Linked DNA regions of Homo sapiens: region 1 is linked to region 2. A link is a loop called in an ENCODE intact Hi-C map of the cell type or tissue named here. Cell type or tissue: ovary. All regions are shown on one strand. Links, peaks and the distances in the headings refer to the core of each region. The heading gives the core; the rest is flanking DNA.

What was found. Hi-C counts contacts between places; a loop is a spot of excess contacts. Peaks named below come from ENCODE experiments on the same cell type or tissue, not always from the same donor. Only the 100,000 strongest peaks of a DNase experiment are listed, where the experiment ranks them.
Region 1: it touches region 2 in a loop (2.2-fold over the local background); 4 of 110 quality-filtered maps call a loop at or near these places.

What each region holds. Positions count from the first base shown.
Region 1 is chr5:73,741,280-73,752,881 of GRCh38, reverse strand. It overlaps ARHGEF28 (Rho guanine nucleotide exchange factor 28), which reads right to left. Exons shown (of 36, transcript NM_001177693.2): 3 at 2,898-3,045. Among named protein-coding and RNA genes, the nearest start is that of ARHGEF28, 120 kb to the right of the region's middle. RefSeq lists silencers at 2,664-2,958, 4,064-4,358 and an enhancer at 5,132-5,713. In ovary, for the core only: no CTCF peak of the experiment used is centred there; DNase peaks (open chromatin) are centred at 3,859 and 4,141; H3K4me3 peaks cover 823 bases; H3K27ac peaks cover 2,500 bases.
Region 2 is chr5:73,686,423-73,698,024 of GRCh38, reverse strand. The region is part of intron 2 of ARHGEF28 (Rho guanine nucleotide exchange factor 28); the gene reads right to left. Among named protein-coding and RNA genes, the nearest start is that of ARHGEF28, 66 kb to the right of the region's middle. RefSeq lists an enhancer at 3,919-4,543. In ovary, for the core only: a CTCF peak has its summit at 4,288 (motif pointing right); a DNase peak (open chromatin) is centred at 4,313; H3K27ac peaks cover 2,500 bases.

The DNA.
Region 1 (11,602 bases), core at 3,188-5,687, 55 kb before region 2:
CCCCAAGTCTGTAGGAGATGCTCTCACAGGGGTCCAATGTGCTAGCCCCACCACATAGCTTAAGCAGACAACACGCTCCAGGAGAACAAAGCAGAAAGGAAAGCCAGCCCATTACCCTTACACACTGCCAAGCATGTGGGCCAAACTAATGCTGACTCCATCTTCTTTCAGTTACTCCTGATTTTAAAACTTACCTTTACGAGCTCTGAACACTTGAGCATCTGTTCTCCTATCGTTACCAAACACTGCTATTCAGCATTCCTTTAACCTTTTACTCCTACCCTGACCCCTGAATTTGTGTTTGTTGTCTTCAAGTCCTTTGCTCTTTTCCACTCTGCCATTTCCTCCTGAGTCACATATTTTTACATATTTAAGCAATAAGTTTATAAGATAGCACCATACAATTACACAAGTTTGCCCTAATTCCATAGAGCTCCTTTGAATGTGAGTTAAGGTGGGTGAAGACTACCCAAGAGAAAACAAAAGGGAAAATATATATATACATATCTATGTGTGTGTGTGTGTTGTTGCTCACTGCCCCCTCTTCTGACAATAGTGTCTCTGTCTTGTAGGTGTTCTCAATATTTCTCCTGAGAGTGTCACCAAATCCTGCTGTTTGTCCCTCCCTTCACTCTTCCTCTTCTTTGCCCCACTCTCTTATTTTGCCAGAGCTGGGAAGCTCTTACCCAGGTACATTTTTATGCTGCCCTTGGCAGATTTTTCAGGAATTGGTGGCAGCAAATCACTATGATCATGATAATCATGACTGGACAGAGAAGAGTTATTCAGCTACCACTGGTTCATAGCACCCTGTTGCCCCCAGTCAAATGGCTAACAGGTACAATCATTCCTCCTCTGCCTTATTCACCAAAGACTTTTCCCAGAGGCTTTGCAGCTAGGGCTCCAAGGAACAAGACTATCCCAAGTTTACTGAAAGAGAACTAGTGTCACTTTGTCATCGACTCTTAAAAGTGGTCTCATGGTACGGGCACAGAATGCACCCACCTCCCACCAGACTACACATACCCAGGAAATATTAAATAAATCTGTCTTACAGATTTTGAAAGGTTGTCCTGGTAAAAGCTGTCACCAGGGAAATTCAAGGTTCAGAAATAGAAACTGTCACCTGCCTCTAGATTCTGTTAAAATGAAGATAAGAAACCTCACTTTTAAGTAGACCACAATATAAACAAAAGATTATATTACCTTCCTCCTAAGGAAGGAGGAGGAGAGTCGCCACCACATGCAAGTAAAGAAAAAGATAAAAAGTTTTGAAAATAGGAGTGGCACTTTAGTTATTATTTTTTATCCTTTCTCTATAAGGGCTTGATAAAGGAGAAAACCAAGAAAAGGGAGCAAAACGAAAGGTAGGGAAAACATTAGCCAGAGCAAAAGGGCAGAGGGAAAGCAACCAACAGCTGAAGTAACTATGTGCCGTTAATTAGATTTGTTTTGGTTTTTGTTTTCGTTTTGAGACAGAGTCTCGCTCTGTCTCCCAGGCTGGAGTGCAGTGACATGATCTCAGCTCACTGCAACCTCTGTCTCCCAGGTTCAAGTGATTCTCCAGCCTCAGCTTCCCAAGTAGCTGGGACTAAAGGCACCGGCCACCATGCCCAGCTAATTTTTATATTTGTAATAGAGATGGGGTTTCCCCACGTTGGCCAGGCTGGTCTCAAACTCCCGACCTCAGGTGATCCTCCTACCTCGGCCTCCCGTAGTGCTGGGATTACAGGCATGAGCCACCATGACTGGCCCATTAATTCGGTTTGACTGTCTTTTCTTTCTTTTAACGATGCAGATTACTGGACTAAAGACAGAAGTGCTTAAAATTGCCGATGGTCTCAGAAATTGGACAACAGATTAATTCAGTGACCAAGACCAGGTAGAGCTAAGAGGTATCTGCACTTCTCTACAATTCTCACTGTGTCTGTGTTGTTTGCATGTTCACTGGCTACCTTCTTTCCACGTGTAGCAGATATGTTACAGAAGCAGGTAGGGACAAGCTCCTTTAAAAATGATCTCAATCTTAACTCTAATAAAAATTAAAGAGTCTCTTTATGATACAAATTAAAAGGGCCTGAAAGACCCACAGTTAAGAAAAACCAACCAATCAATAAAAAAGAATTCTAAAATGCCCTCCCTGTCCTGTAGGTAATGACATTTTAATTCCACCATTAGGTTAAAGCCTGATGACTCTTAAATGCACAACCCACATACCAATAAAAATATAAAACAACTATATTGAGAAGGGCTATTAGCTCGTCACAATATGTGAACAGGATATATTAATTTGTCATCTATCAAGAAGACAACAGGGGAAATTACAGGTTTCCAAATGTAAGCATTTTGATGATGGGGAGAGAAAGTTCTGGAGCTGGAGATCCCCCAAGGAAGATTCTGGATGGACAGGGCATCAAGGAAAGAACCCCAGTGACCAAACGGAGCAAGCAGAGGAGAGGCAGACCCATGGCTGCCAGGCTGCTTACAGAAGAATGAGGAAGAGAGAAGACAAACTTTGTCAATGTCAGTTCTGCCTGAGCCAACCCTGGCAATGAGTCTGAGGTTATAGGAGGTGATTAGGAGGTGATACTCAATAGACAGTGTTTCCTCCAGTTGACTGCATGCAAAGCACACCCAACCATAAAAGTTGGGTGCAGTCAATAGGATGGGTCTGCCTGGTCTAAGTTAAGACTCCTAATTAAGCAGCAGATACAACTGGAAGAATCTCAGATGTGAGTGTTCTTCCTAATATACACATACACACACAGGCACGCACACACTCCTGACCTTGCAGCACTGTTTTCTTTTTCTTCCTGGCTCTCTTCCTGGCCTACAGCCCTGGAGGGAAGTTATTTGCAGACTAATTTCCCAGCTGCACAACAAAGAGGACACCTCACCTGGGACGCTGGACTGGAGAACGTTATCCTCGATGCGCTCTGCAATCATGACATGTCGCTGATGAGATCCGTCATAAGTAAAGTAAAACTCAGCATCTTCAGGAAGATACACATTTTTGTCAAACTTCGCATAGATCATCATCTGCCCCTGAAAAAGGAATAAGTCGGGGCATTGTCAGACTTCCTTGTCCTGGCTCTAAGAAAGCACAATACAAAGGACCTGGGTCCATAACAGTGTCATTTGTTATGTTCACTTCATGTGGTTGAGTTCAAATAGCATGAGTGCTTCCTTCCAACAACAACACATTTGACATTAGGGAAGATGCTTCCTGATGTATTTAGGTATGGGTATCAGAGCTGGTTTGTTCTGTTTTTAAAGTTAAAGAACTTCAGGGCACAGGAAAGAATTTTTTCTTTCTTTAAAATGTACTAGATGTAGGAGTGTGGTACTTCGTTGCCGTTTGCTTTTCAAAAATTATTTTTAGAGACAGGGTCTCACTATGTTGCCCAGGCTGGTCTTAAACTCCTCTGCGCAAGCAATCCTCCCACTTCAGCCTCCCTGGTAGCTGGGGCTACAAGGATGTGCCACCACACCCAGCAGTCTTCTACTCTGAATTTCTACCAGCTGAACATCATGGCTTGAGTTAATTTTTATCCTGTATCCAAAATTCCATTATTAGTACAAAAGTTCATGATAATTATTCTTAGCTCTGGCCTCACCCTGTGCTAGACCATAGTCAGCTGTAAGAATCTTAAATATTTACAAACATTGCCAAATAAATAGGACTACTCCCTCCCCCTTGCTATGCTATTTCCATTTGCTATTTCTCTTCTCTGAGGGGTTTCCAAGTGCTCTTTCCTCACACTTTCTCTTAAGAGCTTCTGGTTGGCACAAAGCCCTGCAAAGTGCCTTGGTCCCAAGGAGAGGAGCTGCCACCTCAGGTCACCGAGGCATCCTCTGAGGACTAATGTCAAAGGAAGTGGGGCAGCAGGCTGGGGCTCTCGGGTATTTCATCATCCTGAGGCTTTGCGGAGGGGCTACAGCAGCCGTGTTGCACCCAGGGGAACAGCAGCTATGGTAGGGACTGCCAGGTCATCTCCAGACCCCAGAGGCTTTGAAGGATTTGTGCTACTCCCTACCGAAAACACAAAAAGCAATACAAAGTGGGGCCTCCAGAGAGAGAGCGCATTCTGCCCAGCCTGTGGGAGTGGCGGGGAAATGGAAACCTGGAGGTGGAAAGGGTCGCCCACTTTGGAGGGCTTCCAGAGCTCGGCCCTGCGTGGAGAAGCATCTGGGCTTTTGTGTGCTTGTCCAACAAAAACAAACCTGCTCGCCAAGATATCCTTACCCTATGATAGAGGAGAAAGTGAACAGATAAAAGCCTACACAGACTCCTTAACATCAATTTGCCTCTGACAAATATTAGCAAGATATTTCACAGGACACTAAGAGTTAAGCCAATCAGGATCAAAAACAAAATCGGTGTAGGGTTTTCTAGTAGTCACATGGTTATTTAATCTCAGTTTTTTACAATAAACAAACAACTATGCTTTTCTAGTGGTTTAAAATGTATCACACACACAGTTATCGGAAATTATGAAATGGTATAAATACAAAGTATAGAGTTCTGAAAAAAAATCACTGGTTGGCAGTTTTGAATTGCCCTTTTTCTGCATATGAGCATGCGTGTGTATGTGCACACATAAACGTAATCAATAGAAAAGCAACACGCCAAGAAAAATCTACCATACAATAGCTTCCAAAAAAGTTCAGGAAGGAGATCTGAAAAGCAAAAAACAACAAATGTCTAACATGACTGAGAGAGGAAACTTAGACAAAATTCCATTTCCTAAAAAAGGAAGAACAGCTTGCTTTAGTCATGTTCCTGGTTTCTAAAGAGACTGTTAACTATCCACAGGCAGAATCTGACCTGACCTGTTCGTGATTTTTTTTAAATAAAAAAACAAATTATATAAACAGATCAAAAATTTTCACAGATCACAAGGATATCTAATCTGCATCTATTCAAAACAACGATCATATTACTATTTTATTCGGTTGGGTGGACAAGGACTACAGCTTATGAGAGTTTAATTGCAACCCTTTCCAACACAATACAACCCTGAACATTACAGTCTTGTAATTCATCACGCCTGCCTTCCAAGAACCATGCCATGCTTTACACTAGTGAAAGGATAACCAACAGTCATGTGAGTAATAAGACATGCCCATTAAGGAGATTAAAGAGAGATGCCCAGAAGTCCTAACACTCAGAAGATATTCAGCAATAAAAAAAGTCTCTTATATGGTAACCAGAAAAACATCAGAAAGACCCAGTTAAAGATGCTATGGAAGAAGAAGGGGGTGATACAGAAACCAACAGAGAGACCCACTTAGACAGAAATGGATGGGCAGGAGAGGAAGACAAGGAAAGAAAATATGAAGATGAAATAACACGGACATTTTCATTCAGAAAAGGCAGATAAAGCTCAAAGGAGACGGATTTAGATAAAGCTACTTAGGAGATCAGCAGGAAGAACGGCCTTCTGAAAGAATATGCAAGTACAGCTTAAATAGCCAACCACAGGTGGCAGTTTTTTGGGTAAGAGTGGGATCTTTCTAACCACTGAGTCCACTGAAAATCTGCTACTTTTCTAAAAAGGCCACCGATTTCATATATGGCAAAGACAAAATTCCAATGTACAGAATTCCAAAGTATCTCTTTCAGTTCCCCATCTGGATCCAATTACATTCTTTGTTTCAGGCAATTGAAAACTAGAAACTTTCCTAGATAAATTTGTTGGCATAAATATCAGAATCACTCTGCTTCTACATAGAAACAATAGAGATGTGTTCTCACCTTTCTATAAACTCACTATATCCAAAATAAAAAACACTCAAATATGCCACTGAAATTTCTGGAAAAAATAAGAAGCATGCTAGGCAAAATTATCTCCCCAAATTAATCAACAAGTTTAGTGTATTCCAGTCAAAACCCATTTTTCAAATGAAACTCAACAAGCTTATTCTAAAGTTCATCTGGAGGAGTAAATACACTAGAATCGAAATGATATTTTTGAGAGAGAATGTTTGGGCTGTCAAAGCTTGCTCTACCACAAAGCAAAACATACAATAAAACCAGGGTCATTTAAACAGAGTAATGGTAGCATAGAGACAGACAAGTTCAAAGTCCGAGGCAGACACATGGACCCATGGAAATTATGTTATAATAGGTGGCATTTCAAATCAGCAGGGAAAGAATGGACAATTCAATAAACAGTTTTAGAACAATAGCTATCCATTAGGAGCAAAAACATGCCTTCTACCAAATGATTAAATTTCTAATTAATTCAATATCTAACATAAAAATCCATAAAAGCATAAAATTAGAAGACTGTTTAAAAGTTTTCATTATTGAATAAATAATAGCAATTAAAGGTATTTAGATTTCATCTGCATTGACATGATCCTAAACTATCAACCTTTTTTCATTTTTCCTATTCTCTTCCAGTCTTTATTCATATGCACAGGTAATTATTACACAGCTATACTCATGGCATAATACATTAATACATACTGTGTGGTTTCTTCTCTTCTATCAAAAGTATTTTTCTACATTGTTACAATCTTTGGCACCCTTTTTAATTGCATTCCACCAAGTGTTTGATGTTCCACAATTGCATGATTACTTAAATATTCATCTACTGTTCGTTAAGTGTACTTCTGACTTTTTAACATTTTAAACAACTCTTTATAAACATTTTAAGTAATTTTTATCCTTTGAGATGTTATTTTAGAATAAAATTCTAGAAATGCTTCCAAAAATATGAACAAGTTGTCACAAATTGCCAAACTTCTTTCCAAAAATTTTGTATCAACTTTTATCACATGTGCTGGTTAAGAGTATCATTTTCACCCCAACCTTGCCAAAACTATCTTTGGAAGTATTTCCTGTGTTAACAGATCATAAACAGTTCCTCGCTGATTTAATTCACCTTTTTCCATTGCCACTGAAATTTATTGCTCACTTTCATAAAAGTCTATTGCAAAATAATGTAAACATTGCTGGTGGCCAAACCAAATCTCAATTTGAATAAATTTAGTCTTCCCTCTTCTGTTTCACATATGAATTCACCTACAAACTTTGCCTTTGGCAGGTCAAAATTTTTAGTTTCCCAAGTGAACCAGTTGGAATCAGTGTCAGAATCATTCCCTTTCCCTGTCAAATAGTGAAGGTATATCACCTCTTACCCAATCATGCCCAAATAAAAAATACTCATCAGTACTCCCATAAAATCTTGGAAGGCCAAGTCACATGGAAAACAGGAATCACAAATGTAGAGCAGAAAAGCTGAACTGACTAGAATCATACTAAACATAGTTCAATATAAATACACACAAAGAATCAGGTAAATTAAACTAACATTTTTTACCATCAAACATCCTCTAGAGAAATTCTACTCATAAAACTCAATAATTTTCAAAGACCAATCCTTCTGCTGAAATGCTGTGACATCTATGGATTTCTTCCCAGAGAACCAAAAAGGTAACAAATGTTTTTGCCACCTTAAACTATCTCATCCAACTTTCCTATTCCTTTCCAGATGGTATTTAAAGTGGAAATGGTTGTCAACACCAGTTTGCATGTTCTAAAGATTTTTTCATTAATCTATGTCTCTAATACCTTGAGTAATTGAGTGGCTGTATTAGCCTAATCACTGGGTATTCCTGTACTCATGTTTTCTCTCCCTTCCTCCCTTTCTTCCCTCCCATTATAAACAATGCATCTGTATATAATTACACTTCGTTAATAACAATGCTATTTGCTGAACAACACCTTAACTCTCTGGTTTCTTAAATATATGGCATGACTGGGCAATGAACAAATACTGTATTTTCAAATTATGACAATTAGAAAAAAGGATACATCTTTTTATAGTGGGGTTTCTTAACCAAGGGAAGAATCTGAATATGGATTTCAGACAGTTTGAGGACCTCTGAAAATTATTAGCAAAACATAATAATGTTTTTTGTGTGTATATATGTCCATTTTCTGAGGAAAGGTTTTTTATGGCTTTCATCATAGTCTCAAAGGCATCTAAAGATTCAAAAAAAGTTTATGAACTCTAGCTTTTATAGTAACAGGCAAAAATGGGAAGTTAATAAATACTTTTCAATGGTAATTGTCACCTTTTTATTTGACAGGAAGACATAAACTATCTTCCAATGGATTCTAGTATTATACACAGCCTTTATATGGGATGATTTAGGGAAAGAAGCATAATAAAGGTAAATATAAGTTGACTGTTAAATATTATAATCAATGTTTACTAATACATGCCATGAAAACTATTATGCTAAAATACAGTGCTAAGTGAACTATCAAATTTGATTTGTATTCAATATTTGAAACTTGTCTTCTTTACAATAAGAAAAAAAAATCTATACAGAGCCTTTCCTGTAGAACAAGTGTACTGAACTTTGTAAGATCCTTGAAAAGTTAAAAGAAAAAAAAAGCATGCATGGTTATTATCCCATTTTATAGGTAAGTAAATACAACTATAGGTACTACTGCTAACTAGCTCAGGATCCCAGAGCCAGATGTGTAATATTAGGTTTCTTGATTTCTGCCCCAACCCCCAAGTTAGGTTATCCTCTTCACAATTTCTCAAGTACAATAGCATATGTGGTACCAAAGGAAGCACCGTGGGCACAAAGTATTTTATTCAAATTACTGTGTTTAGCTGAAGTACTTCGTTAAAAGGAAGTGTGGAGATGCAAATATTATTTCTTATATGTGTGTGCACATGTATACAAATACAGATATTGACATATCTAACTACTTATACATATTATCTATGTGTACAGCACACCACAATTTATACAGTGCTTTCTTGTGTGTTTTCTTGTCTTATTCCCACAATAATACCTGGGAGGTATTATTATGAACCTTGTTTATTAAAGAGAACACTGAAAATATTGGATCTAGTGAGGAGCAGAGCCAGAAATAAATCTACATCTTTCTGTGCCAGGCTCAGTACATTTTCTCCCCACCATGTTAGTGAACAAACAGCAAATGCACGAATATTTAGTGACTTATCTACAGCTTTTCATTTAACTCAATCTTTCCTTTATGTTCTTAATGTAGTTCCCATCCTGAAATCTACAGATAGATACGGTGAGGGGAAATGTACCCTAATCCTCCGGAAAATGTATGCAACAGTTTGGGGCATTTATTTGGGGAGTCTGTCTATCAGTTACAGATTCTGAGAAGAGTACACAAAGAACATGTGAATCAAAAAACTGAAGAACCCCTGATCTGATTTGAAGCATGTTTAAAAGCGTCTGACTTTTATATAATTTGAAATATCAAGATTATTCAAATGTATTGTCCCATTCACGTAAATACAAATTGGTTAAATCCAGGGGGAAATATCAGAATGCCAATTTTTTAAAAGAAGGTTAACTAAAATAACTTAAAAGACTTATAACACATTTTTTGAGAAACAGCCTTTATAGTAGGTGTCCATCTCCAGATAGGATAAAATAGACCACAGCAGGCCAACAGTCCGGCTGAAAACAACCAGGAATAACAAGGGCTGGCAAATAAAAAGTCATGGAAACAATGAGGACATAAATGTAACAAAATACCAGAGAGGAGAACCACTCAGAGAAGTAATGGAAGCCAAAAGACAATTGGGTAATATCTGTAAAGGGATGAAAGAAAATTCCATATCTAACAAAAATATCTTTTAAAATGAAACTGAAATTAAAATGTTTAAGACTAATACTGAGAGAATTCAGTGCCAACAGACCAGCACCGAAAGAAATACTGAAGGAAGTTACTCAAGAAGAAATAAAATAATCTCAAACAGAAACATGGAAATGCAGGAAAGAATGAGGAATAGCGAGTAGGTAAATATGTGAATAAATATAATTAAATCAAATATACAAACAATTTTACAAAATTATAAAATTACATATTTTGTGTAATATATAAGAAAATGTTTTACAAAATATTATAATGTCACGGAGTTTAAAATATCTGTAGAACTACAATGTGTGACAACAATAATGTAAAAGGTAGATGAAATTAAAGTACCTAGCAATATTAGGAAATTGCTGAAAGTACTTTTTTTTTTTTTTTTTTTTTGAGACGGAGTCTCGCTCTGTCGCCCAGGCCGGACTGCGGACTGCAGTGGCGCAATCTCGGCTCACTGCAAGCTCTGCTTCCCGGGTTCACGCCATTCTCCTGCCTCAGCCTCCCGAGTAGCTGGGACTACAGGCGCCCGCCACCGCGCCCGGCTAAGTTTTTGTATTTTTAGTAGAGACGGGGTTTCACCTTGTTAGCCAGGATGGTCTCGATCTCCTGACCTCATGATCCACCCGCCTCGGCCTCCCAAAGTGCTGGGATTACAGGCGTGAGCCACTGCGCCCGGCCTGAAAGTACTTTTATCATATTTATAATATATTAAATATACATATTTTGACTTGAGAGTAGCCACCAAAAGAATGCATAACTAATAAGTTATAGAGAGGAAACTTAAATAATAAAAATAGTTGATTCATCAAAAAGAAAATAAGACAGGTGAAACAAAAAACATAAAAATAAAACATGCATGCCAAACAGAGAGCAAATAGCTATATGTAGATATACATCCAACTATATCAGCAATTATATTAAATGTAGATAGACTACTCCAAATAGTACACCAAGTCTGCCAGTATGGATTTTTTTTAATCTAAAAACAATAACGATACCTATACACTGCCAACAAGAGACATACTTTAAAAATAACACAGAAAGCTTAAAAGTAAAAAGACATCCATGCAAAACTAACCAAGAAAAAGCTAGCACAAACAAAATAATATCAGACAAAGCAGATTTTAAAGCAACACATATTACTAGGGAAAGAGAAATCTTTCATCATAAAAAGAGTCAGTTGAAGAAGATAATATCATAATATTACTTCTGTATGCCCCTAATAACACATCTTCAAAAGATATAAAGCAAAAGTTAACAAATCCAATAGAATAGACAAATCCACAATCACAGTGGGAAACTTTAACAGGCCTCTTTCAATAGCTAATAGAACAAGTAAGCAAAAAATTGACAAGGATATCAAAGATCTAAATTACACAATTAAAATAACTTACCCAAAGAAATAATTAACATAATTAAATGCATATATTAATATTTGTAAAAGATACCCATTATTCAAACCTCTGCATTAAACACAATAATTCAAAAAATATAAACACACAGGCCAGGTGCAGTGGCTCATGCCTGTAATCCCAGCATTTTGGAAGGTTGAGGCAGGTGGATCACGTGGTCGGGAGTTTGAGACTAGCCTGGCCAACATGGTGAAACCCCATCTCTACTAAAAATACAAAAAATTAGCTGGGCTTGGTGGCGCACACCTATAATCCCAGCTACTTGGGAGGCTGAGAAAAGAGAATCGCTTGAATCCAGGAGGCAGAGGTTGCAGTGAGCCAAGATCATGTCATTGCACTCCAGCCTGGGCAACAGAGTGAGTATACATATATATATATATATATATATATATATATATATATATATATATATATATATATATACACACACACACACACACACACACACACACACACACACACACACATATAAATTTAAAATCTAGACGACTTTCACCCTTGATGGAATGATTCACCAGTATCAAATTGA
Region 2 (11,602 bases), core at 3,117-5,616:
AGGGAATCCTTCCAATGGCATAATCTTCAGGCCTCACAAAACCTGCATCTGCCCCTGCCTGTATTTCACTTAGTATTTGAAACTTAAAATCTGTCATGTGAATTAATGCACATACAAATGCACATGGGGCAAGTCACTTAACATCACCATGTTCATCTCCACTGCCAAACGATGTGTGGTTCTGATGAAATGGCTAATGTGTGAAAACATGTTGTAGGGCACCATGAGATGCTCTAATCAACTAAGGTAGTAACTTCATGGTTGCTATGGTTTGAATGTCCCCTCCAGAAACTCATGTTGAAATTTAATCCGCATGTGGTTGTATTGAGAGGTAGGGCCTTTAAGAGGTGATTGGATCATGAGGGCAGAGACCTCATGAATAGGTCAATCTATTCATGATTAATGGGTTATTGTGGGAGGGGGACTGGTGGCTCTGTAAGAAGAGGGAGAGAGACCTGAGCTATCGTGTGAGCACACTCAGCCCCTCAGGTGAGATGGCCTCTGCCATCTCAGGACTCTTCAGAGAGTCCCTACTAGCAAGGCAGCTCTCACTACACGTGCCCCCTCAACTTTGGACTTCCCAGCTTCTAGTTCTATAAGATATACATTTTGTTTCTTATAAATTACCCAGTTTCAGGTATTCTATTATAAGTAATGGAAAACAGATTAACATAATGATTTTTTCAAAGATGCAAATTACAGTAACTATAAGTGCTGGGAGATACTAAGTAAAGAATGCTAAAGAAGGGGGTAAAAAGAGTTCATGTGACATCGTTCACAGATAATCTTTTCTGAGTTAGGAGATTCTTCAGGAACTTCCTGTCTGATAAAGTAAGCTTTTCATTCCCTACAGTTTTAACAAAACTTCCTGTTAAGTTCTAGTTCTCAGCCAGGAATTGTCTACCTCGAAAAGACTTCCTTAATTTTTTATTGCATAATGTTTACATATTCCATATAGTACCTTAAAAATGTTAAGTTTCAAACTCTGAGACATGTTCCCCAAACCTCCAAATTTACTGAAGATTATGATGACAGCACCTTCCTGCTGGACCATCTCTCTATCTCTTCGTGCAGCTGGAATACAAAAACTCAAATGACAGTCCCAGTCCCAAAATAGTGATGGTCACATACCTGCTGGGAAAACTCACAGTACAGAAATAAGCAAACAACAAAATTAAAGAGTGCTCCAGGAGGAGCCTCAACCGCTGTTTATTGAATGGCACTAAATTAGAACTGTGTACTAATTCAACAAATATTTATTATGTAATACATGCCAAGCACTAAACTAGTGTTGGAAAATCAGTGGACAAAAACAATTGTCCACTAGAAGATTATGCCATTGGAAGGATTTCCTTTCAGAAAAGGAATAAAATTATAAAAACAAAATTAGATTGAAAATGAATATTCGTTTATAAAGACAAATTACAAATTTTAATTGAATGTTTGAGTCTCTGTTGTATTGGTGCTTACAATAGAAGGGACACTAAACAAAACAATAACAACAATACTCTCTCAAAATAGAAAATGTCTAGAGGACTATATTAAGGATGTGACATTTGAGCTGAAATCTGGAAAATGAGTAAGAATTCAATTATACAAAGGGGAAGGAAGCAAGAGTATGCTAGGTGAAGACAACCGCACATACAAAGGTCCTGGCCAGGAAGAAGCATGGCATTCACGAAGAACTGAGAGCAGAAGGGTATGGCTGGAGCTTATGGCGTAAAGGGTTTCTGCAGTCCTACATATGTGACCCCAAATCATCTTTAATTATCAACACTTTTGTCAATGGGACCCTCCCCCTAATGACCACAGCCATTGCCTGGAATGCTCCTATAAAGGGTCAGAGAGCAAGCTTGCCTCCCCTCAATGATTCTCCAGAAACTCAATCCACAAACGTTTAGTGAAAGCCTACAGTGCGTTGGGCACTGCACTAGGTATTGCAATGTAATGAAGGGTAACAATCTGCGTTCAGGAGAGGATGCACGGCCAAATGCATAGCTATCCAAGGTCATAACCAACATACCATATTGCATCCCATTCCTACCTTAGTGGCATTCCTGGATATGGAACGAAAACAGCTTGGGTGATGTCCTAGAAATAAGAGAATGAGGAAAGTCCACTAGGGTAGAGAGGACTTGTCTGATTAGAACAGATAAATGATATGGCTGCGAGTTGCGAGATGAATGTAGGGAAATAATACTTGAAAGACATGATAAAGTCTTCACCAGTTCTGAGAAAATGGCAACTCTGAAGAGGCCAGGGGCAATAATCCAAAGGTGAATTAGAACAATGGCTGAGGAGAGAGAGAGGACAGCCATGGCCATCAGCAGGTCTTGATGACTGATCAAGACAGAGGACAAAGGTTGGAGGAATTACAAAAACTCAACTTAAAGCAGGACACCTGGGAGAGTGGTGGGATGGTAACAGAAATCAGGAAGTTGGAAAGAGGAGTTGCTTAGAGGAAAACTTGGAAAACTTTTAAAAAATATAACAGTCTGAACTTAAAGTCAAATCCTGGCTAACTGAGTGATAATAGCAAACAGGCCAGCTGGAAATGGAAGACGAGGCCTGGGCAGAGGTCAAGACGAGAGGGCCCACATGTGGGAGTCTTTCAGGAGGAGTGGTGGTCTAAATAACAAGAATAGATGAGCTCGCGAGAAAAAGAGGGGAAAGCAGAGGGCCCTGGGGAACACCCACACAACAGAGGAGAGGAAAGCACAATAGACAAAGAGATAACTTGAAAAAGAACCAGCAGAGTTCACGAACATTGAAAGTACACTTTTTAAACATAAATCAAATCATGCAACTCCCCCACCAACCTATGGGCATGACCTGGCCCCTCCCACCTCTCTGACCTGTCTCCTCTCCTCTCCCCTCCCTCACAATGCAAGGGCCATGCTGGCCTTTTGTTGTCCCTCAAATACAAAAAGTTCATTTCCACTCCAGGGCCTTCGTGCTTTCTGATCCCTCTACTAGACTGCTCTCCAGGAGATCCCAGAGAGACTAATGACACACACACACAATTCTCTGCCATGTCATAGCCTTGTATTGTCCTAACCCATACTACCATCTGAAATTCTTATTTGTTTATTCGTTTACCTACTTACTTTCTGTCTCCTACTCCCAAGTGCATTCTGCGAGAGCAGGGACGTGAGACCTTGTTTCTCACTCTCTGCTCTTACAGTGCATGGCACTAAATGGGGACTTGAGAAAATAAACACCTTAGATTAAGCAAGAGCAAACTTAGTGACCTTCATAAGATCCGTTTTGATAAAAGTAACAGCATCAAGATATGGAGAGGAAAAGAAGGCAAGAGCTAGAGACACTTATTTAAAACATGCACACCCTCCTCAGGTGTAAGCAGGAGGAACTGCTGAGAAGGTAGTATAGCTAAATCACATCTTCTATAAGGGCTGCCTTTCTGGAATATGGAAATAAAACATTTTACCTGGATCACGTTATTTCTTTTACTGAGGCTTCTCCCAGAGAAAACTCTAACCCATTTCCATCATGCCTAAAATCCTTACTTAGATGGTAAAACATTTTAAAAACTCAAACAGAACAAAAATATCGGCTACTTCAAGTTCTTTATTAAAAATACAGGCTGCACACCACCCAAATTGTGGGAGCTGTCACTGAAATACAGGAAGTGAGGCAGCATCAGACTTTAAGCACACTTGGCACTTACTTACCCACGGACCTGAAACTCACACCCACTAAGAAATTTCTTCAAAGCTGGGTGCTAGGCTGACTCTTCCTGTGGTCTTCTGTAGTTGTATATTCACCTTTGGGCCTTTCCCCAGAAGCTTATCATCTCAGTTGTGACAGTAGGAGGGGGCACCATAAAGTGGCATTGTATTGAGAGAAGAGGGAACTGTTTCTTTCAAAATGTGAAATGGGATGAAGCTAATGGAGGATTTGTAAAATGTTTGTAAGTCAAAGGTTTTGCTAAAGTCTGAGAAGCTTTTCCTCTCTGCTCCTGCCAGAACTACCAAGCAATCTCCTGCAGCAGCTAAGGAGCTTCAGACTTCCCAGGAACTGACATCTCGTGGCTGCTGGCCAGGCTGGGTAAAACAGTTACCATGGTCCTCTCTTTGCTCTATGGCTAGAACTGCTGCTTTGGAATTTGTTTGCCCCCTCAGAAGGAAAACAGGAGACAAGGCAAAGAGATAAAAGCAAGGCCATTCAGAGAGGATAGGAAAAGGTCAAGTTAAGTTAGTAGAAAACAAAAGCCAGCAAAGAAAACCAACTTCAGGGAGCACAGATTAACTGACAATGGCAGAAACACCCCAGCAGGTGGCAATCCTCTGAGATGCACATGCTGCTGTGTTTTAAATAAAGACACAAGTAAAGTTAATATAATTCGCTAAAAACAAATTTGCACAAAGTAAACACGTGATCTAGAAGTTGCATTCAGGCAAAAGCCCTGCCCGATTCCATTGGCTAAGCTAGACTTAGCTGTACTAACCTGTTTTGAAAGACACCCTTACCTACCACCCTCTGACACCTGAGCTAATGAAAATTTCTATTATTTTGAGCTGGGAAGAACTGAATGGAGCAAATGACCATCAATTAATAGGTCTGGCTTCTTGTGAGCAAATGAGCTTCAGAAGGTCAGGGCTTGCCTAGACATAGTTACCAGCAGCATCCTCTAGTGAGATAAAAGAAAAGAGAGACCCTTTAATTTAAGGTCCATGAAGGAGCCCCATTCATGTCAGAAAGCTCAAAGGCAGTTGCAGGACAGGAAAGGATAAAATGGTGCCTTTGAGTACTTGGTCAATGAGGAAATGGAGATGTGGCAGAGCAGTGGGGAAGGTCGTTACCAGTGAAGGTCGGAAAACCCCAGGCTTATTGTGGGATCTGCCACTAACAAATTTTCTGAGTCAAAAAAAATTATTCTTATGACTTCTAATAGAGCATTTTAAAATCCAGAGTGTCAAACCAGCTGAGTTAACTTAGTCAAGCCAGTCAATCTCCCTCTTGGAGACTAATCTCCTCATCAGCAAAGTGAGGGTGCCCAGGCAAAGGTCCCCAAGATGCCCTCATAGACTAATATTTCGAGTTGATGGGCATGAGGCCAGTCATAGGTAGCCCACTGGGGGATGGAGGGCCACCAAGAGAGAAGGGCAGTGTCTGGAGGACAGGATTTCCTTCCACAGGACCCAAAAGCCACAGGGAATCTGCAGGGATCCGGAAGAAGGCCCCTGCTGGGTGACCCCAGAACAAAGCCACCAAGTCACTTACTACCTCAATAAGAAGCTGCTTCCCTGAGCTGGGGAAGAGTCCATCCAGACAACTTGGGCCCTGTCCTCCGGCCCTCCCTGCAGAAGGCTGGGACCAAGGGGAGCATGCTCCACCAAGTATTCATGGAAGCTATACCAACATCCAGAAATTAGAAAAGGCTGAATAGGATAGAGTTTCCCCCACTACCTCTAGACATCAGATTATACCTTCAACACCCACAATGAGCCCAGCAGCAACCAACATTCTTGGGACCAAACACAGCAGGAGACAGTGACTCAGAATAAAAGAATAATATAAACATAAAATGCTAAGGGAATAGCGAAGTATCTTAGATCCAGCTGGAAACAAGCTACTGAAGCAAAAAACTCCCACTGCCCAAATGGTTATACAATTTGCAGCCTCCAGAGAAAAAAGTGATTACACTCTTCTCAGTCAGTGGCTATGATTAACATGTCTGCACAGCACCTCAGAAGGGTGGAAGGGAGCAAGAGCCCACACACACAGTCTCACACATGCACCCTCTGCAGATGTTAAAAAAAATCTCCACGGATTAGTCAAATTCTGACTAATAGATGCTCATATTAGTCAGAATTTGAGAAATGGGAGAAATAAAGGACACTTCTAACCCTTCACCAACTTAATCAACATACAAAATTTAACATCCCTCCTTTCTTTGCACAATGAAAATGAGAACATAATCCCCAGCTACATAATTATCAGTTATTAAAGCTAAAGAAATAGACATTAAATATTTCTGAAAGTTGCTGAATAAAATGTCAACTATTAGATCTCATTTGCAAAGCAATCCACTAAAATTTAAAATATGTATGCCCTTCATCCAGCAATTCTACTCCTAGGAATCTATCCCATAGAGATGAAAGTATCAACATATAAGGACATATGGACAGGATGTCTGGTGAATAATTGTTCATGATTGCCAAGAACTGAAACAAAGTGAATGGCCATCAATAGGGAATGAGCTTGACCCATACCTATTCATTAATTAGAGTGAGTTTGAGCTATGTCTGATGGCTTATAGGAGTTTATACAAAGTATCACTGAGTTGGAAAAGATACAGAAGTCCACATAATATGATCCTTCTACTAAAGCTTGTATATGTATATATGAATACAGAAGAACATGAAAATGTTTGCACTAAGTCCATGGTTCTCAATCTTTAGCACACAGCAGAATCGCTTGAAAGTTTTATTAAAACACAGATTGCTGGGCCCCATCCACAGAGTGTCTGATTCAGTAGGTCCAGCATGAGGTCTGAGAATTTGCATTTCTGGCAAGTTCCTAGGGATGCTGATGCTGCTAAGAACCCCTGCAGGAGATGACTCTAAGGGTTAGCTCAGAGTACAGGAACGGGAATTATAAAATGGGGGTGAGGGGAAATGGGGTCCTGTCCATTATAATAAAAACAGCATTCCCGTATAATTCCTTATGAAATATCATGAGTGTGTGTGTGTGTGTGTGTGTGTACACATTTGCCAAACAAATTTTAGTGTTTACCAAAATACTAATAAAGTTCTCTAAAAAGGAGAATTTCACTGGGCACAGTGGCTCATGCCAATAATCTCATCACTTTAGGAGTCCAAGGTGGGTGGATCTCTTGAGCCCAGAAGTTTGAGACCAGCCTGGGCAACATGGCAAGACCCCATCTCTACAAAAAATACAAAAATTAGCCAGGTGTGGTGGCTCATGCCTCTAGTCCCAGCTACTCTGGGAGCTGAGGCAGGAGGATTGCTTGAACCCAGGAGGTGGAGGCTGCAGTGAGCCAAGATCGCACTACACTCCCCAGCCTGGATGACACGGCGAGAATTTGTCTCAAAAAAAAAAGGTGGAACTTCAACTGATCTTCACTTTCTTTTTAATAATTTTACTTACTATTATATTCTTTATAATAAGCAAGTGTTATTTAATCATTTTAAATAAAGCCATTTTAATTGAGGAAAAATGGAAAAATCTTCGGAACCAACAATTTCTCAAGCAAGACTTTTCTGTTTTATTCACAGCACTAAACTGATATTTCAGAAAGACTAGCATTAATTATACTTTACAAACAGCTTTTGTTTTTGTTGAGATAGGGTATTGCTCTCTCACCCAGGCTGGAGTGCAGTGGTGTGATTACAGCTCACTGCAGCCTTGAACTCCTTGGCTCAAGTGATCCTCCCACCTCAGCCTCCCAAGTAGCTGGGACTATAGGCTTGAGCCACCACACGTGGCTTTTTTTTTTTTTTTTTTTTTTTTTTGTAAAGACAGAGTCTTACAATGTTGACCAGGCTGATCTAGGGAGGACTAAGCAGCCTCTCAAAGTGCTGACATTACAGGTATATGCCACCACACACAGCCAATTATACTTTATACAAAAATAAAATATAATTAATGTAAAAAAAGGAGCTCTTGGATAAATAAGTAGAATAGGTATTTGTTTTATAATTCTCCTTGATTTACAAAATGTAGAGAAAACTCAATATAAAATGTAATCAAAAAGCATTCATTAGCAAAAACACAAATTGGCTTGTAAATGCAAAATCTCTTCCTCTCTCAAAGTTTAATTAAATGCCCAGTAAGCAAAATCTCTCCTCTTAAGCTGTCCTTGCATCGTTTCCTATCTCTTTTTACACACAAACTAGGAAAAAGAAGACTAAGAGCAATAATCTAAAAATAAAATTATCTACTTTCTCACGGCAACGTGAAATCTTAAAATAATTAATTTAAAAATAAAACCAAAATAAAAATATCTTTATAATTTCCAGTACAGAACTTTTAAGCTCCCAAGTGGTGTTAACTGAAGAATTTTCAGCCAGAAAAATAAACACCTTAGGTTCCACTGATTCTAACTTACCCTTTTCCAGGCTTTTGCACTTCTCATTAGCTTCACCACCACAATTCTTTCCAGCTTAAAATACACCTCCTAATACTATTGTACCATTCAGTCTAAAAACTAAGCCTAGACTTCAAACCAGACTGCAGGCCTCTGGTGTTTTTTTTTTTTGTTTTTTCTTTTTCTCCTTGGAATAAACAGACTAGCCTTCCAGTGCTGCTCCTTCAGTTTCTTTTCAAGCACGAATGCAGGAAGCTGCTTAGAGACTAAAAATTGGATTTGCAATGCTCATATATATCCCTAGGTTCCACAAAGTGATATTATAAAGCTCTTGGCTGCCAGTCTTGCCAATTCCTGCTTCTTCTCTGATCTTAGTAGTGTTTCTCTTTTTCTGCAACTGCAACTCAGGGAACTGCCATGGATTCTTTTAAAAATTAGACTAAAGCTGACCATGGTGGCATGTGCCTGTAGTCCCAGCTACTGGGGAGGCTAAGGCAGGAGGCTTGCTAGGGCCCAGGTGGTCGAGGGTGCAGTGAGCTAAGATCATGCCAGTGCACTCCAGCCTGGGCAACAGTGAGGCCCCATCTCAAAATAAATTTAAAAAAATAAATCAAATAAAAATTTAACTGAATCTGTGGCTGAGTTCAGGAATATTACTATATCTCCAAGAAGAAAATAGAGTCTCCTTCCTAAAAATGAGCAAACAGAAATGAGCCAAAAAAATTCTACAGCACAAGAGACAGAGCCAAAGACTGCACCTCCTTCTGAAACAGATTCCTGAAAGGTACAGAAAAACAAAAATTTAATTCTTGCTTTGTGCTCATAATAAAATGTAAAAGATTATCTCTATAAAACTACGTGGGCATAAAAAGGCCAAGATTTGACAAAGCTACATAAAAACTAAAAGTGATAGAATCTAAAATTGTGCTGGCAAGCAAGGAACAAAACAACTTGATGCTACTGAAAACTTAAGTGGAAAACAAAGATAAACATTATTGGCCTGGTGTGATGGCTCACACCTGTAATCCCAGCACTTTGGGAGGCCGAGGTGGGTGGATCACAAGGTCAAGATATCGAGGCCATCCTGGCCAACATGGTGAAATGCCGTCTCTACTAAAAATACAAAAAAATTAGCTGAACGTGGTGGCATGCACCTGTAGTCCCAGCTACTCAGGAGGCTGAGGCAGGAGAATCACTTACCCAGAGGCTGAGGTTGCAGTGAGCCAAGATTGTGCCACTGTGCTCCAGCCTGGAGACAGAGTGAGACTCCATCTCAAAAAAAAGCCTTCCAGAATGCAACCCTCCTCTCTCCCCAAAAAGAAAAAAACAATCCAATCTTTGGATATTAGTTGTTCTGTCTAGAAGGGGAAAACAATAGTGGAAGAAACAATCTTTAAAAAGAAAAATAAAAAATGTTCTTTATCAATCCAAGCAAAATGCATGGGGAATTTAAGAAAATATTTACATCCATAGATTTTTCTATAGGTATAAAGATGTCTATCATCTTCAGGAAAGATTCTCTAAAGTGACCCGACAAATAGAGACAAAGAAGAATTTTAGCCATAAAAATGTTATAAGAATTCCATCAAAACAGGTTATAAGCAAAGGAATAAAAAATCACCTATAAGACCTATCTGAATGAGGTGCCCTTTTTTGAGAGGTGGGTAGAAATTGGGGAATAATTTCAATCAATTTTTTTCCTTCCTGATTATTGTTCCACTTACGTAATCTAATTGTCCTTGAGGTAAATCTTATTAATTTATATATTTTTAAAAGTCTGTTGTAATTAGATTTTCTAGTGCATTAACATACAATTATGCATAGTGTTATTTTATAATTTTAATATAGCCTCCCAATATGTAATGGATTCTTCACAAATTCCAATGGAGAGGATATCTTTATTACACACTTGCCAGAGTTATTTTGTTTTTCCAAAAGAAATAGTCAAAATAACTAAGTAGGATTACTTGAAGTACATACATAAAGTCACCAAAATTAAGAGATTGAATAAATCACTATCAAATGAGAAAACACTGTATCATCTAAATAAATGTCAAAAGGACCCTTGATAAAATTCAACAGAGATATAGATAAAACTCTGGAAAAATCTGTATCAAAATGTCAACAGAGCTTATCATTCACCATGGGATTAAACATGAGGTTTTAATTTTTTCTTTTTGCTGGGTCTCTTTCTAATATTTTACAATAAATATATATAAATAAGAAAAAATATTAAGGGCTTATGAACAAAAATTTAGTAAACTAAGAGAAACTAGAAGTGAATATTTACCAAACCTCTGAAGATAGAAGGGCAGAGAGCAGGTTCTTCCCCAAAATACAGAAACAAATTGTAGGACAGTTTTGAGTCTGCTCTGTCTGCACGACATTACCCATTTGGTAGATTTTGGTTTAAGACTCATTTTCATTATGACATATCTCTAATGACCTCTTGCTGGATGAGGCCAAGTGGCTAGATTGGCTTAATTCATTTTGCAATAATATTGACCAGAAATGTTAAATTAAATTAAAAAATGTTATATACTCTATCATATGTAGTGTCAGTTATGTTAAATATATTTCATATATTTTATCTAAGATATCATTATTTATAATATACATTTAATATTCTACTAGAAAAAATGCCAACTAGGATGTAATTTTTAATTACCTAGAATTTTATATTTATTAAAAGACCTTTTCTAAATTAATCTATACATAGATTTTATCATGTAACATGCTGTTATTTCCAAGTCTTTCTAGTTACATAGTAACTTTGCCTTATAATGCTAGATCATGGTGAAGTCATTTTGAAAGCAATTAATTTATGTAGCACCAGCAAGGTATATAAATAAACTGAAATGACAACAATATGAACCCCTGTAACCAAGGTCACACACGTGTAGGTAATGACATCTGCCAGGAAGCACAGTGAATGTAAGAGCATCTCAATTTTAGAGATGTTAAAATGAGAAGAAAAATTACACCTTAAAAATGATAAAATATATTAGTATTTTAATATAATAACATTATCCATGGGGGTGAGATTATGACTTATTTTCTTAACACTTTCCTGTACTTTTCATTTTACTCTTATCAGCATTTTTTTAATAACTAGAAACACTTGGTTTTGGCTGGGCACGGTGGCTCACGCCTGTAATCCCAGCACTGTGGGAGGCCGAGGCAGGCAGATCACGAGGTCAGGAGATCGAGACCATCCTGGCTAACACGGTGAAACCCTGTCTGTACTAAAAACATACAAAAAAAAATTTGCCGGGCGTGGTGGCGGTGTCTGTAATCCCAGCTACTCAGGAGGCTGAGGCAGAAGAATAGCGTGAACCCGGGAGACGGAGCTTGCAGTGAGCCGAGACCGCACCACTGCACTCCAGCCTGGGTGACAGAGCCAGACTCCGTCTCGAAAAAAAAAAAAAAAGAAAAGAAAAAGAAAAAAGAAAAACTTGTTTTTGTTTTTATTTGGTTCATTTAAATCTCTTCTCTCCTTGGGCAATGTGTATTGGTTTTTCCCCAAAT